Regions from separate parts of the Homo sapiens genome. Here region 2 is linked to region 1. Evidence: chromatin loops called from intact Hi-C (ENCODE). Cell type or tissue: CD4-positive, alpha-beta T cell. All regions are shown on one strand. Each heading gives the region's core, and the rest is flanking DNA. Links, peaks and the distances in the headings are about the cores only. Region 1 overlaps CFAP20DC-DT (CFAP20DC divergent transcript). Region 2 overlaps CFAP20DC-DT (CFAP20DC divergent transcript).

The links. A loop is a pair of places that touch in the nucleus more often than their neighbours do. Peaks named below come from ENCODE experiments on the same cell type or tissue, not always from the same donor. Only the 100,000 strongest peaks of a DNase experiment are listed, where the experiment ranks them.
Region 2: it touches region 1 in a loop (1.9-fold over the local background); 3 of 110 quality-filtered maps call a loop at or near these places.

The regions. Positions count from the first base shown.
Region 1 is chr3:59,447,279-59,456,001 of GRCh38, reverse strand. The region is part of intron 5 of CFAP20DC-DT (CFAP20DC divergent transcript); the gene reads right to left. Among named protein-coding and RNA genes, the nearest start is that of CFAP20DC-DT, 360 kb to the right of the region's middle. In CD4-positive, alpha-beta T cell, for the core only: no CTCF peak of the experiment used is centred there; DNase peaks (open chromatin) are centred at 3,451 and 4,461; H3K4me3 peaks cover 354 bases; H3K27ac peaks cover 4,023 bases.
Region 2 is chr3:59,510,519-59,519,241 of GRCh38, reverse strand. All of the region lies in intron 5 of CFAP20DC-DT (CFAP20DC divergent transcript), which reads right to left. Among named protein-coding and RNA genes, the nearest start is that of CFAP20DC-DT, 430 kb to the right of the region's middle. In CD4-positive, alpha-beta T cell, for the core only: no CTCF peak of the experiment used is centred there; no DNase peak of the experiment used is centred there.

The DNA.
Region 1 (8,723 bases), core at 493-8,492:
GGGGTCAAGCAATGGTAGGTGGTACAATGGGCATCTACCCATTCAGCTTCTGGGAACTATTTTCCACTTTGAACCGTTGGTAAAGTTAGTTGAGTGGGTACATTTAAAGACCCCCTTTAAAAGGAAGAACTGTCTCATGGACTCCCAATGTCAGCTAATTTTACAGAGACCTAGATAATATAAAAATATAATGATATTATCTGCTGTTATATCATCACAAAGAACACAAATTAGAAATTAGCAAACCTACCAAACCAATGTAATTAACATTAATTAATGAAACATGATGTTTTGTTAAATGAAATAGCCACTCGCACTGTGAATGCCTACTACTTGTCTGTTCTAGTGAGTTTGGCATGTTCAAACCAACTCTCTGTTTACAAAATCCTATGGAGTCATTTGCCTTCGTTTGGCTTAAAAACATAGTCTACTTGTGTTTCTTTTTATATTGATACTGGTTGCCCGCTACCGGCTCTGGGGCAAGAGATGTCTCACAAACACCGAGACTCCAGAGAAGACATAGATGAAAGAGACTCCAAGACCTCATCTTCTGAATGACCTTCTGAGTGAGGAAGCCTAGCCCTTGTAAGGGCAGAGTCATAGCTATGGGCCCACCGGCTTCACAGACAGTCATGAAACTTTTTATATGGAGGTCACCAAAGGGAGAATAGCAGTTTTCACAGTTCTGCCTTTTGAGACAAAAAGAACAGCCTTCCTGCCTGTTCAGAGGGAAACTGCTGCATAAAAGGGTTCAAGCCTGGTCAGAACACCTGCTAGGTTCTTGTATGCTCAGCTAGGAGGCCAACCAGACCTGTACCGCCCAAAACATTGGCTAGTGAGCGCTTCAGAATGGGGCTGGCCTGAATTGAGAAAGGCTTTAAGTGTAAAATATACACTGAGTTTCAAAGACTTAGTATGATAAAAAGAATGTAAAAGTCTTAGGAATAATTTTCCTATGGATTATATACTGAAATAACATTTTTAGATATATTGGTGTAGTAAAATACTGTATGTTATAAAAACTTTACCTGTTTATTTGTACAGTTTTTAATGTGGCTGCTAAAAAGACTTAAAGTTCTTTTTATACATATATATATATCGCTTGTATTCTGTTTCTACTGGACAGTGCCCTGGGCATTACTTGATTCCTCTCTTTCTGATCCATCAGTGAATCCCAAGGTTCTCCAGAGAAACAGAACCAACAGGATGTATGTGCATACAGAGGGGCAGGGGGAGATGGGACAGGGAGAGGAGAAAGAGAACGAGAGAGAGATAATTTAATTAATTGGTTCATGCAATTCTAAAGGTGCAAGGCAGGTTAGGCCAGCAGGCTGGAGCCCCAGGATAGAGTTGTAGCTCAAATCCAAAGGCAGTTTGCTGGCAGAATTTCTTTTTGCTCAGAGGAGGTCGGTCAGTTTTTGCTCTAATAAGGAAACCAACTGATTGGATGACACCCACCCACGTTATGGAGGATAATCTACTTTGCTTAAAGCCTACCCATTTAAAAATAAATCTCATCCAAAAAACCACTTTCACAGAATCATCTCAGATAATGGATGGCCAAATATCTTGGCACTGTGGCCCACCCAAGTTAACATGAAATTAACCATCATAGTTCTACTGTTAAATCCTGAGCTCTGCCATTTCCTTCCCTTCTCACTGTGGCCACCTTAGTCTAAGCCAGGATTTCTTACACCTGGACAAGTGTAAGAGTCTTCCAAATGACTCCCGAAGTCTGTTTTTACAGAGCTAGCAGTATGGTCATCTCAAAGACTTCACATCATGCCTCTCTTGCTCAAACTCCGTTAAGGGTTTCCCATTGCTGTTGGTATGAATGCCAAACTTTTTGCCTTGGGATCCCACATGTTCCGGCCTCTGTCTATCTCTCTTCTGCCCTGAGTTCACAAGCCCTTCCTCTTCAAGATTTAACTGTATTGCCACTCTCTTGGCTTCTCAAAACAAAACAACAAAACAAGCTGGTTCTATTTCAAGGCCTTTGCATGAGTAGTTCCCTCTGTCTAGAAATCTTTTCTCCCTCATATTCACATGATGGCTTCTTCTTGTTGTAAAGATCATTTAAATGTCACCGCCTCAGAAAGGCTATCCTTGACCACCCAATTAAAGCAGGCAAACTCAGTCATACCCTTGGGATATATTTTCTTTGTTGCACATATCAGTCTTTAAAATTATTTTATGTATTCACTTTTTTGCCATATTTTTCCCACCCAAGAATGTGAATCTTATCAGACCAAGGCCTTGATAGAATAGTTTGTTGATAGTGCTATAGTCCTAGCACCTAATATATAGTAGGACATCTGTATATATGTGTTCAATGAAGAATGTTATCTTAGGTAGAATTAGTGTTACTTCATCCTGTACACTGGAGGAGGGCTGGAAATTTACCTCTGTGGTTGGAAAGTACAATGCACATCTCTTCTTATCTAGTCAAAGGTAAATTGCCTTATAAAGGTCATTCAAACCTTTTCCTGTTGGAAGCATGTGATATTTGTTTATTTTCAGAGCCAAGATAAGACTAGGTGGCAGGGGCTATCTTTAAATAAATGAATCATAATTAAGGCTGGAGTCTTTTTAAAAAGAGACCAGATCCTGCCTTCTTTTATTAACCAAACATAAGGCTCTCCCCTGGGATGTGATGGTGGTCATGGGACAATTACACACTTTATCAGCAATTCTTCAAGAGCATGCTCCTGAACTTCCCCAAAAATTGCACATAAGGTACTCCCTCCTATTTTTAGATTACCCAGTTAATCTGAACATGGGTAAAAAGGTGATTAATAATTTAAGATTTCAAATATGTTATATTTTATATTGGTATACTGGGAGTCAGTGAAAATGTGGACAATATAGATCGTCTTACAGACTCCATTTTACTTACAAGTTTTATGTGTTTGAAGGGTAACTAAACAATTTTAATATAAATATTAAAGGAAACATGGATAAATGAAAAGTTTGCCCGAATTTTTTTTTAGCTAAACCTTGACCCTTCCAAACCATTTTTGCATTTGACAAACTGCCTATTGCTAGTCCCCATACTGTCAAGTCCTTGCCAGTATGTGTTTATCCTCTTCAGCTACAGGGGATTAGATGGGAATATTTTAGAATCATTAATGCAGTGATTCAGCCGAACCATGGCTGTTATCTCACCAGCAAGCCATATAGCCTTCCAATGTGGGAATGAGGTTGAAAAGTCTGACAAAAGCAGTGTGGTTCATTTCTGAAATGGCAAATTAATTCTATTTCCAGGGCAGACATGAGAAATAAATATCTCTATTTGCCACTCTAGAAAGATTTCATATTTAGGTCACTAAAATACATAAGTTCTAGATCTACCTCCACCCCACCCCTGTTTAAAAACTCCCACAAACACAAATCACAAAAATATATAAAACAAATAATAAGGTCATCAAAAAGCAAACTGATGTGGTTGTCAGGGGCTCCCTGGCAACCAGGGGAAATAAGGACTTACGTAATGGATACAGAGCTTTAGTTTTACATGATGAAGAGTTCAGGTGGTTGGGTACACAACAATGCAAACATACTTAACACCCCTGAACTGTACACTTAGAAATGGTAAATTTTATGTTATATATATTTTACCATGATTTTTTCAAAATCATATTGAGATATCAAAACTCAAAGTCTTGCAGTTTTGGTCTTTAAAGAAGCTGCACATAGAAGCTTCTGGGCCCCAGGAAAACACGTTACATGATATCATGTGTCAGTTGGCCAGGATGCCTTAGACCAATGAGAACCTTCACCAAAGGGGCAGGCATTTTGGCTTTTAACCATCTATTGCCTGCCTGGCTTGGAAGCATCTGGTCTAGGCATGATCAGATCCTGCCTCTTTCCACTGATTTCCACCCTTTGGAATCTAAGGCCTATCCTCCTCCCACACACTCTTTCACGGATTAACTCTGAGTAGTGATGGCTACACAGTGGAGCTCATTACCTGGTAGGGCTGTGCGAGAAGCTGGCATGCACCCGTTCAGGGGTCCTCACCAATTCTGGGAAGTGGGTACTGTTCTTCCTCCCATTTTATGACTAAGAACACTGAGCCTTTGTAATGACACATTGATCTACATATGCCTACATTTTCCTCTTTCCAGGGAGAGTCACAAATAAAGGAATGAGAAAGCAACGGAATCTCTTCTCCCTGCCCGTTCACCTCCAGTCTTCTGGGTTTGTGGAGCATGCCCAGAAATCCCAGCAATTATTTCATCCACTTCACTATAAGCAACATTTTCCTGCATGAAATGCACTCCATCTGGGCTCAAACAGAGATTTATAAAAGCAACCTTTTTTGTCTTCACACAAAAGAAAGGCTAAGAGTGAAACTGTGGTGAGGTTTTGGTGCTCAACAGAAGGCTTTGGGAGGAGTCGAGTGCAGTTAGATATAAATAACATCGTTTAAGCCAGGATGTGGCTTGGTGACAGCTAACTCTGACTCTGGTCGCTTTGCCAGAACAGCTTTCAGCTGTTTCACGTGATTTCACAAACCCTTGAACTGCAGAGTTATTTCACACCTGCAGAGGTAATGAATGCCTTTTGAGAACATTTGCAAAGTTGGTTGGCAAAAGTCAAAGAAACCAGTGGAACACAAGCTCTCCAGAGGCCTTTTTCCTGTTCCACACGTGCTGTGCCTCAGTGAGTAGAGGGAGGCCGTCAAATGGAGTGACTACAAGTTCACAAATAAATTGTCTTCTTTACCAGTGAGTCAGTGTACCTCAATCTCATCAGAATAGAAAAACAAAAATGAAAGAACCTCAGATTTCATGGTAGTGGCAAGATACAGGGCTGAATGTCCTGCCTGCAGATGTGGGGCCCCTGTTCATAGACTGCCATGTCATCTAGCACATAAGCAAACAATGTACAAATGCCTGTGTATACTTGTTACAATTCATGCCAGGAATTTACCTCCTGGGTATGTGAAGTGTCTGTGTTTCAGGGAGTGGAGATTTCTGATCTCTCCCTCTCCTGCTACTTCCCATTCATCTTTTAACTCAGAAGCTGTAACTCTCCAGATACAGAGATGCCAGTATCCCACTTTGCATATTCCGAGAAAAAGAGCAGCCCAGACATAATTCAGAAATTCATAATCAGCATGGCCACAAATAAAATTTTAAAAGTCATTTCTTGTGAACATTTCATGGTGGTGGATTCCTCCGCATATAAAAGGACTATGTCCCATAGGAATTTATTAGTAGTCTAAGAAGGATTCTATGAATAAATTATACAAACTGTGGAAAATGTGTCAAAAAGGATAGAACTATTTGCTCAAAAATTCTGGTAAATAGACTTAAACCATGCGCATTACGTGGGGATTACCCATTCAGAGAGAATTTATTTATTCAGAAAATGTTTATTGCTAGGCACACCCAGTATAGACAGGTGAACACCACAGTTTTGGTTCCTGCCTCATGGAGTTTACCGTCTAGTTGGAGAGGTGGTTGGTGAACAGACGAACAAATATAAAAACAAACATGGACAGTGCTGAGATACAGCAGAGTGATGACAAGAGATTCAGAGCCCTTTCTTGTACTGAAACATGCAAATTTTCTCATTGATTGCTTGTTAATGTTTTATAGGACTCTTTAGGGTACAGCAGGGGGCCTCAAGTATCTTGAGAATAATAGTCATTGTTCTAAGTGGCAGTGAATAGAGAATTCCAGGGAATATGTGATTAGATACTTACAATGTCAAATCAACCTAACCAAATACCTTCCATAGAAGTGTCTGGAGAGGCAGGTGAGATAGCATAAAAAGTGAGCTTGGGTGGCAAGTAGACCTGGATCTGGATTCCACCTGCACTATTCATCCGTTGGGTGACCTTGGGCAAAGAACTTGAACTCTCTAGGCCTCAGGGTCTTAGGGTGTTAAAGGGGAAAACTGTACCTACATCAGATGGTTCTTGTCAGAAAGAGCTAATAAGTCATATACTATCTGTTCAATTCTGCTCACACAAAGTAGATGTTTAAAGAGGCAGCTGTGATTTTTATTGAGGAAATTCAGTCTCTCCCTCTTACAAAGGGGCAGCACAAAGTATAGCCATGGGCTTCCATGAAGACAGGCTCTTTCTGGAAAGCCAGAATAGGGACTCTTCTTGTCCTCTCCACCCTCCTCCCCTTGAAATGAAGGTATATCTAGTCACCCAAGATGAAAGACCCAAAGCAATCCCACCAACTAATACTTTTCTGCCCTCTGGTAATTTTAAAAATAGTAGTTACTTCTACAATGTCCCCTGGGTTATAAATTACCTGCCTTTGATCAAGATAAAAAGATGAGTCACATTAATGTGCCTGCTGGAAATTGTCTTAAGGCAGGAATGATAGCCTATTTTTAATAAAGCTTACAACAACCACCATCCCTAAATTGGGTCTGTGGTGTTATGCACACACAATGGACTCAATGCAGTAAACATCTGTTGAGAACCTACATAATCCTCTGTGTTTCTAGACAAGAAAATGTTTCAAGAACAGAATCTTAGTAGAGCGTACATATGAGTTTCTGGGGTGGACTTGTCCTCAGGCTGTGGCAGTCCCTGTTTGCTCGGAACCCCTTCCAGCTCCTTCCACAGCTCCTCCTCTGGTGTGTTTACTGTGTATTTTCCTTCCAGCTTGTTTACAATCACAGCCCTGGCACCTGGAAGATTTTCCGTGTGAGTTGAACCTAGATGGTCCCAAGCAAATACGAATCTTGCCTGTATTTAGAGATCCAATGTCTAGACTTCCATAAGCTGATAGCCACTCCCCTCACAACCACCACTGATACATACTGAGCACTTATTTTGTGATGGGCACCATTACAAACCTTTGTAGGCAGTATTTTGACTCCTCACAAACCTCTGAGAAAAGTATATGGAGAGAACAAACCCATTTTACAGCTAAGGAAATTAAGGCTCAGAAGTGCTGTGTTTGCTGAAAGTGAATGATCAGAGCTGTGAGTACAGCCTGACTTGCCTTTTAACCATTCTCCTCTACTGCCCCTCACGGAGGCCATCTCCCAGGGAAGGATGTTCTTAACAACTAGGGCACTTTCATCACAAACTGTAAACCAGTGGCTGCTATACAATTATGTGTGTGTGCAAGTAAATTATTGATGGGGACTCTCGAGCTCATACCTCTCTTGAAAAGGGTGTAGTCTCAAAGGGTTTCTATAGTTTTCTTCAGGTAGTAAGCTCCCTGGGCCTAGGAATCAGGTTATTTCGTGTATCACTATCTATTCAGCACCTAGCATGCACCCAGTACTTTGTAGGTTTAATCATTATGTGTTAAATGAATAAATGAATGCGTGGGGCTTTGGTATAATCCAAGAGAAAAGTCACGATTATAAAACAAGCTAGAACAGGATGACCTCCACAGAGTAAGGGCCATGGGGTGTCAGAGATGGATTAAAGAGGCCAAAGGTCACTGGGCACAGTGGCTCATGCCTGTAATCCCAGCACTTTGGGAGGCCAAGGGGGGCGGATCACAAGGTCAGGAGATCGAGACCATCCTGGCCACCGTGGTGAAACCTCGTCTCTACTAAAAATACAAGAAAATTAGCCAGGTGTGGTGGCACGCACCTGTAGTCCCAGCTACTTGGGAGGCTGAGGCAGGGGAATCACTCAAACCCAGGAGGCTGTAGTTGCAGTGACCCAAGATTGTGCCATTGCACTCCTGGCAACAGAGCAAGACTCCATCTCAAAAAGAAAGAGGCCAAAGGTCTATGTGCAAGGTTCCAAGGTGAGGCTCAGCCAGGGGCCTGGGCAAGTCTGACCCTCTGCCACCCTGCACCCCATGGGAGACATGGAGGGAATGATACCCAGAGTTTGGGGGAGGTCAAGACAATATTAAGAGTGCCAAGCATATTAGTGTTGGCTTCAGGGAGAAGGCAACATCAGAACCGTGACCAGATTTAATGAGGAGATGGAGGAGGTATTCTTTCTAAGCAGAATAAATGGTCTAAATACAGACGAAAGTTGGGAAATTACGGGGCAAGAACAGGAAATAGCATGGTTATTTGTCGGTAAGCAAGAGTGTGTGGAAGGAAATAGGATGGGAAAGTTGAGTGGCACTCCAGTCCAGCTTGAATCCTACACAAAGAATGGTGGGGTTTATTCCATAGAAAGATATTCTCCAGATTGGGGAACACACGTGTTACTCACTGGTGTACATGCATGGTGCAAGGTGGTACAGAGACCGCCTACCTATCAATTCCCCTTCAATCTTTGATGAAGCCAAGGAGAAAGTCTCAGTTGATGTGGGTCTATCTATAACAACTAATCCATGATAATTATACTAGTCAGGGTCTCCACAGGAGAGGTATGACCTATCAAAGCAGGATAATCCAAGTGGGTGTCATAAAGGGACAATCAGCTAAGTATGGGTACAGGGGAACCACAAGGGCAACACACTGACCCAGGGCTTGTAAAGGGAGAGCTGTCACCATTTCCAGGCTTGAAGGGACAAGGGGAGGGTTTAAGAACAAGCCATGTTAAAATGGGCAGCAATCTTTTGTCAGGGGATACTGCCAGGCTGTGGTGACCCTGCAGGGAGAGAGGCAGGGAACAAAGCCCTGGACCCATCGTTCCCTCCTTCCTAGACTCTGCTGGGCTGCCATAGGCTGAGGCCAGCTGGAAACCAGAAAGTAAGGGAACTCACTGACCTGTCCTCGGGCTCAGCCTCCTGGGCAGACAACAAGAAGAAGAGAGAAAAATAGATCTG
Region 2 (8,723 bases), core at 341-8,340, 63 kb before region 1:
CCTTCATCCAGATAACGGGTAGCTGATAAGAACTTCAAATGGGGTACTTAAAGCCCAGAAAACTTTGGGCCCTCGAGCCGCTTGCTGGGGCCCACTCCCACCCTGTGGAGTGCTTTCTCGCTTTCATAAATTCCTGCTTTCTCTGCTTTGTTCCTCCTTTTCATTTCTCCGCTACGTTGTGCGTTTTGTTCAATTCTTTGTTCAAAACGCCAAGGACTTGGACAGTACGTAGTCAAGACCCTCCACCGATAACACTTCTGCCCTTATGAGGCTCCCTGCTGAACAGAGATGTCTTTATCAAAACATCAAGATGACAAATGGGTGGCAATTCTCAAGAACCCGAAATGCTTGAGTCCTGGCTTAGAACAGCTCCCAGGACACGTGGTGGGTTACCACGGGTGAGGTAGGAGGGGTAAAACTCTGATAGGGTCTTGGTCTCTGTGAAAGCGGCACTGGGCTGGAGGAAAAAAAGTTGCCACAAGGAACACTCTCTGGGAGCCCTTCAAGGCAAGGAGAAATAAAGAAGGCAGGAGCAAAACATAAGTTTTAAATAAATAGTTTTTTAAAGGCCGGCTTATACCAAGGCCTCTGCAGCCTCATTACAGCACATTTAGAGTTTTTCCAAAACACTCTTATAAGATAATTAACCTAATTTGGCGTGTTACAAAGTCATTTGAAATCTCTATTTGGTGAATGAAATAATATATTCACCAGCATGTGTATTTTAGTGATAACTCTGTTTATCAAGGGCCAGAGGAACCCAATCTGCCGGCGAGTGCCTCCGTGTGAACCCAGGGGCTGGTAATTATCTCCTGCCAGCTTCGCCACCTGTAATAAGTTTGTTTGTGATGTGGCCTAGTTTTTAAAATAATACCAGGTTGTCTCTAGAGCCCCCAATCTGAGGATTTACACCTAATACGATAAAAGTTGAAAGGAGGGAAGTATCCCATACTAACCAAAACTGCCATTAAGATACACTTAAATCAAATGTTTTTTAGCTGCTTTAAGTTTTATCTCAAAAAATGCCATTTAGTCTTTTTGTTGCTATTTCAGATGTTTCAGAACTAATCCCATATTAAGAAACAAGCCATTGGGGGCCATCTAGATGCATAAATTTTAATTACACGATTCACTTAATTAATTTTGACAGAGGGTTTCACAACAAAGATCCCAAGCCAGTCTTGCTTCCCCTAGAAAAACATTGCACATGTAATCCTTATTCACAAAACTCTGCTGAGGATGGGGTTTTAAAAGCCAGCATTTTTAACTGCTTTGATTATTAATAGCAACATGACAAATAAGCACACTTCTAGTAATGTCATGAAGTCCCAATCTGTCCAAATTTATGTGAATGTGGCCCAGGATTGCACTACTCTTCATTAGCTTTACTTCTGCTGAGATCTGGAGGTAAACATTTAAGCTAAATATTAATTATTAATCCAATATTTAAGCTCTATATTTAGCTTAAATGTCATGTATTCCAAATGATTAATGAGAAAAGCCATGTATTCCAAAGGAAGTGATAAAGTGAGTCCCAGAAAGAAACTAAGTCTGTTGCCCTACCATGTCTCAGACTCTATGAGTTGCTCCAGGGTGGAGGCCATATCACTGTCATAGGTCCACAATAAATGTTTCTACACCTACATGTCGTTCTTAGTCTCTAGCACCTCAGCCAGGAAATGTTCTTTCATTCCCCATCATTCAATTTCAAGAAGCAGGAAATCCTCATTCATTCTACCACAATTACTCTAGCTAAACAAACAAACCCACTTGCGCTACGAAAGCATTTTACATCTTTCAACCAACTGCTTTGGATTTTTACCATGGGGTCTAGTCGATTCCATTACTCTTTCTGCAAACTCAGTCAGATGTTTGGTGACCTCCTACTGTGATACAGCTGAACAGTTCCTGCCCTTCAAAAGCTGACAATTCTGATAGTTGTACCAAATCTGGCCCTCTTGCAGGGGGACTAGAAAAGCAATTCCTATTTCTAAGTATCCTTTTTCATCCCTTGTGCATGTTCTTAATTTCAAATATGCACAGTGGTTCTCTTACTCTTCGCACAGTGGTGGTATGCCATAAGCTTTGCTATTTGTTGACAAGCCTCACTTGTAACTGCCTCCACAGACATTCCAACTCTAAATCTGGGCCCATGGTGTTTTCCAACCTCCAGTACGTATATAAATTGCACGGGGGTCTCATTTGATTTAGTGCAACTAGGGTGACAGGGCCTGAGATTCTGCATTTCTAGCAAGTTCCCAGATATTACCAATGTGGCTGGTCTGCAGCCCACACTTGGAATAGCAAGGGACAGGTTCATACTGAGCTAAACTTTCCAGTTATTGCTCAAGTAAAGACAACATTTTGCTTCCTCTTTCCCCCTTGAGGTGATCTTTAATTCTAATTTACAATTTTTCCTTAGTATCATACTCTGATTTTGTTAGTGTTCCCCAGTTCTCATAAAAACCAACACCACAACCTAAATTAGTTCCACACAGGAACACGGCCATAAAAGTAGACTCACTTCACCCTTTCACCATTTGTCATTTCAATCACTGAAGACACACAAATTAAAAAGGGAGAAAGAGAGAGAGAAACAATAAAGTACCTTACGTCCCATGTTCCCCTGTTTATCTGAAGGTGTTGATTACCTGAAGTTAATTTTTTTCTTGTAAAGTAATTTATTTTAAATAAAAAAAAGGTCAGGCAGCTATTTCATTTATCACTATTACAAAGGAGTCTAACCCAGTGATGGAGAGAAGGAAGAAGAAATTAATTACAAGTCAGAAGCTGCAATAACACTCTCGGTAATTGTGACAAAAATTTTAAATTAACATTTCTGTCACTGAGAAAGGTTTGATTAATTTTACAATTGGAGATGCTATCACCAGAATATTGGGGGGATCGGAGGACACAGCAGTTTGCAGTTTGCAACACAGATCCGCTTCTTTAAGGCTGAGAATATATCTGCAAGGCACCTTCACACTTTATTAACAGCTCAATCAGTGCCATGCTGGAAATAATTAGCCAGGAAGCCATGGAGTAAATAGATCTGGACTGGCAAACCATGTGAAAAGAAATGTATGGGATGAGCTTCTCTGTAGCCATAACAAAGCAGACCTTGTTTTCTGTGTTATAAAGTACCCCGGGAAGACTGCTGTTGCCTCTGTGATTTTCTCTTTGGGAAATAAAACACCAGCAAGCAGCAGTTAGACTTTTTCATTCACATTTTAAGATGTGATGCTGGGAGGGCTGGGAGTGGATCCAAGGTCTAAACAATAGAAATTAAGAGAAAAGGAAGGGTTTATTAATAACGTATTTAAAACTAGCTTAAAATGTTCTTCTCCTGACAAATTTATCTGTGATCTATGAAGTATACTGGTCCCTAGTGAAAACAACATTAAACACTTAGTTTAGGGCTTATGATGTTCCCGGCACATAAATTCTAAGGGGTTTATTTGCATGAATTCATTCAAGCCTCATAACGACCCTTTACAGTAAATTCTATAATTATCCTCACTCTGGATGTAGTGCTGTGGCACAGGGAGGCTAAGAAACTTACCTAACATTGTGGACCTAGAAAGTGAGGAACAGAGCCAGAACATGCAAGCTGGCCGCAAAACCTGCAATGTTAATTGGGGAGCAGCAAACTACATCCCATGAGCCAAATGCAGCTCCTCACCCATTTCAGTAAAAAGTTCTGTAGAAACACAGCCATACTTATTTATTTACATATTGTGCATGATTATTTTTCACTACAATGACAGTTGGGTAGTTGCAACAGGGAGTATCACTCGTAAAGCAAAAAACGTTTATTATCTGCCTTTTACAGAACCAACTTACCAACCCCTGCTGTTAACCACGATGCCACATTGCTTCTTAGATCATTTCTGCATTAACTCACAGCATCTAAGAGAAACCCAACAGTGATAGACACTCTGGGACACTGAAAAGTCGAGTGTCGGGGGAAATGTGAAACTAAAGGGATGGAAAACTTACTTGCAAATCCTATTTGCTAACTTTTTAATTTATTGTAGGCCCCCAACAGTGTTACATTATATTCTAATGTAAAATCTGTCTTTCAACTTGTGGAGGGAAGCTGGAAAGAAATACATTTTCTTTGTACGTAACCCCTATAGTCAAGGAGATGGTGGTTTCTAGCATAGATCACCGAGACACTCATCAGGGAAGTGGACCTAGGAGAACAGTATTTGTTTCTCTCTGCTGAGATCAAATGGAACTGCATGGCAAATTATAGCTTGAGATTACTGCTCAGATTTATATCTTTTGGGTCTTTAGAGAAAGTTTGAGAACACATGGGTACTTTCCAATTCCCATAGGATGAAAAAAGAAATATAATCCAACTTGGGAAAGTATATCTCCTTCAAGAGTCTGGGATATTTAACTGTATAGGTGGAGAGACAAACATGGTACAATTAGGAAGAGAGAGAAGGCTAGAAATATAGTAAGAATGGAGAGGATTTTTTTAAAAATAGTGTAAGAGAAATGATAATTAACAATTATTCATGTTTCACATTAATATGTATTAACTGGCACTTAGTAGAGGCCCCTGTCCTGAAACAGAAGCCTTACATGGTGTGAGTTAGGACAATATGAGGGTGAATCAGCTGGGAATGAAGGCTTAAGCACTCTGGGAACATTTATAAAAATCATTCACCTATATAATCGGAGGAGAGAAGTCACACATTAAAAAGCAGAAATAAAGGTAGAAATTAAGAAATACTCTCAAAATCAAAAGAAAAAAAACCCAAGGGAATATGAACTATTTAAAAGTCATAGTAACTAAAACGATTGCATTGACCTAAAAGTAGGTAGGCAGAAAAAAATAGAAAATGAATTAAATCTTAAAATATGTACATAATATAGACAAAGGAGGCATGTAAATCAGTGAAAAAGAAATTTCATAAATGGCCCTTAGATCCCTCCTGACAAATAAGTTTTATATATATAAGTTTCTTATATATCCAAATAAGTTTTAGGGGAATTAACAGGTTTTAATAAATTAGATCTTAAAAGAACTAAAAGAGTATAGGAGCATATTTACTCACTCTTAGGATGAAAGAATCAAAAAGAAAGAGATTCTGGAAAAGATTTTTAAAATATTTGGCATCATAAAAATGAAATGAAAACCTTATTGTTAAATACCAAAGTCAGACAAAAAGCCTGTGAACAATTTACTGTGTGAATTAAGAGTTTAAAATGAAAAGATACTTTAATTACAATGGACAATACAAAAAAACAACAGTAATCAATAAAAATAATAAGGGGAAACACACAAAAATTCAGTGAGCCTAAGAGTAAAACACTTGAAAATCCCTACCTATCAAAACAATGAAACTTTTGTAACAATTAGACACCATTTTGACCTAACAAATCACTAAAGATTAGAATCCATCACCTCCTCCATCTGCAGTGCACAGGGTTTAATCCAATGGTATCCTCAAACAATTGTCGATGATTCAAGCCCATAAAACTTTAAAAGGCCTGATTAACCCAGCAATTCCACTTTGAAAATTTTATCCTGGGGGAAAAAATCACAGATGTGCAAAAAGAATTGAATGAAAGGATAGTCTCTATATAATAGACAAATGTTAGAAGGGGAAAAAAGCTCTCTAAACTTCTAACAAAAGGGCATGGTTCTATAGGATAAGGCACATCAATACAATAGAATAACGTGCAGCTCTAAAACTCCTGTTGTAAAAGATATAAAGGTGGGGAAAATGTTCCAGATATACTGTTGAGTGAAAAGTAATTACAGCACAGTGTGTGCAATAAGATCCCTGATTCAGAAAAAAAGAAAAAAAAATCATATGGAAAATATTTGTTATAGAAAAATGAAAGGAGGAATAGTGCTTTTCTTCTTCTTTGTGCTTTCTTGTATTTTCTAAGCTTTTCTTCGGGGGGTCAGAAATAACTTTGTAATTAGTGTTGATAAATGTGTTTGATGTTCACTGCGAAAGAGAACTTGGAAACAAGGCAAAGTTGATCAAACTCTCCCAGAGACTCAGTGGAGGTGGGGGTAGCAAGAGGGTTCTGGACAGCTGGACAGAGAATCAACCCAGCAATAAGAGACTGGTTAGTTATTTGGTCATATGCTAGCCCACTTAGAGTTAGAACCACTGTGGGACTCTTCTGTAGTACGGTGTTGCCTGGGAACCATCCCTCCTAAATTTCAGCACACGGCAGAGGCCATGCCAAATGATCTTGGAACCCTCGGTCCACCTGCTCCAGAGCCCGGGATCACAGTGCTGTAAATGAGTCTCTGTGACTAAAAAAAAAGCCAACTGACATTCCAAGACAGAAAGCATTTCATAGCGAGCATGTACAATGATTTTTTCCTTCAGAAACCACCAAAAGTAAAGACTCCATTAGAAGTGTTGTCACCCAATCCGATTCTCTCTCCCCTTTCTAAAAGCCGCAAGAAATGTTAAAAGGCAATATGATAGAAAGCTTTTAGTTTGAATCCATATACACGTGGCTTCTCTGATGGGAAGTGAGTTCTACCTTTGAAGGTGCGGGCTTCATGCAGAGAAGAGCTCAACTGATGCTCCGCCGCCACCACTCTGCATAGTCCAACCTTCTCTTTCTGCTTTCCCAGGAAGGAGGAGAGAACACCAGGGTGTTAGGTAATGAGTAATCTGGGCTCATCTGCAGAATTATGCTAATAGGGTCCATCCCCAAACAGTGCTGGCACCTGGCACAGCGCCTGACATAAACATGGAACAGATACTCCATAAATATGCTTGAATTAACAGAGAATTCCATGAAATCCACACTTCCTGGGAGACAACTTGGATTATGCTCTTTCTTAAATTCTCTTTCTATATATTTAACTGGCCAATAGGAGAGTATCTTCAATTTTACTCATTTTTATCTTTCTGAGATCATTCTGTGAGGTTTGGCTTTCTAGACATGAAACACTACTCAACTACTCGTCACCACCAACCTTCAACTTCCAGTGCTACAAGTTGTTCGCTGGGTTCTGCATGTTCACAGGAAGGGCATATTGCACTCACCCAGCCCATCCTTCCTAGCTGTACAAATCACAATGTGTCCGGAATTTATTCCTTCCGGTGGGTTCTTGGTCTTGGTGACTTCAAGAATGAAGCCCTGGACCTTCGCAGTGAGCGTTACAGCTCTTAAAGATGGTGTGTCCAGAGTTTGATCCTTCAGATGTTCAGATGTGTCCTGAGTTTCTTTCTTCCGGTGTGTTCGTGGTCTTGTTGACTTCAGGAGTGAAGCCGGAGACCTTCGCAGTGAGTGTTACAGCTCTTAAAGGTGGCGCGTCTGGAGTTGTTTGTTCCTCCCCGTGGGTTCGTGGTCTCACTGACTTCAGGAGTGAAGCCACAGACCTCCACAGCGAGTGTTATAGCTCATAAAGGTAGTGCGGACCCATAGAGTGAGCAGCAGTAAGATTTATTGTGAAGAGCAAAAGAACAAAGCTTCCACAGCGTGGAAGGGGACCTCAGAAGGTTGCCACTGCTGGCTCAGGTGGCCAGATTTTATTCCCTTATTTGGCCCCGCCCAGATCCTGCTGATTGGTCCATCTTACAGAATGCTGATCTGTCCATTTTACAGAGTGCTGATTGGTGCGTTTTTACAGAGTGCTGATTGGTGCATTTACAAACCTTTAGCTAGACACAGAGTGCTGATTGGTGCGTTTGCAAACCTTTAGCTAGACAGACAGCACTGATTGGTGCGTTTTTACAGAGTGCTGACTGGTGTGTTTACAAATCTTTAGCTAGACACAGAGTGCTCGTTGGTGCATTTACAATCCTCTAGCTAGATAGAAAAGTTCTCCAGGTCCCCACTCAACATAGGAAGTCCAGCTGGCTTCACCTCTCAACAAGATGAACCAGAGAGCAGGGTGAATTATTAGCTGATTTGAGATAAGGTTTCAAGTTTTCCTCCTCCCAGGCTAGCCTCTGTCAGAGCAACCTTTCACTCAGCCAGTCTTCTGACAGGCACTGCAGGAGGAAGAAGATAAAACTCACACTTGCATGTAAGGAACTATACATTGTGACTTCTTTCCATGTTGAGTTTCTTCCCTACTGTCAGGTCACAGCCATGCATCCCCAAATAATCAGTTTATGTAATTAATGCAAGTCATCTAAATAGGGGAAATAGAACAGTATGGTAGTTTTGATCTGTGTGGATGTGATTGGAGCAAATCAGCTGGTCTGTGTTTTCAATATATACATTTCTGCCCCCTCCCACTCCCACCAACACCCTCAGTGATTCTGATTCAGTCAGACCGGGATGCGTTCCATGAATCTGTGCTTTTCACTTGCTCCCCAGGTGATTGAGGAAGACGGCTTGAGAAATGTCTTATCTCACTATGAGCTCCAAAGATACTGGCAGCCTCTTATGTATTTATCCACAACATTTAGCCCCATGCTTATCATGGAGAAGTTGCTTCATAAATATTTGCTGAATTCATGTTTACTAGGGATGTTTGTTCCCCCTTAATAAACCACAAAGACAGTCTACTCATTGGGAAGGAATTTGGGATAAATATTTGAAATCAATGTGTTACTGCTTTACCACCAAAACAAAATCGTCTCCTTCTCTCATTTGGGTCTCCTGGGATCCTGTCATCTGTGCTCCCACACACTGTACCTCAGGAAAAGATAGGAAAGGCAAGGAGACGAAAGCTCAGCAAGTCCTCAGTTTCCCCAGATCACACATTCAAGGTCTGTCTG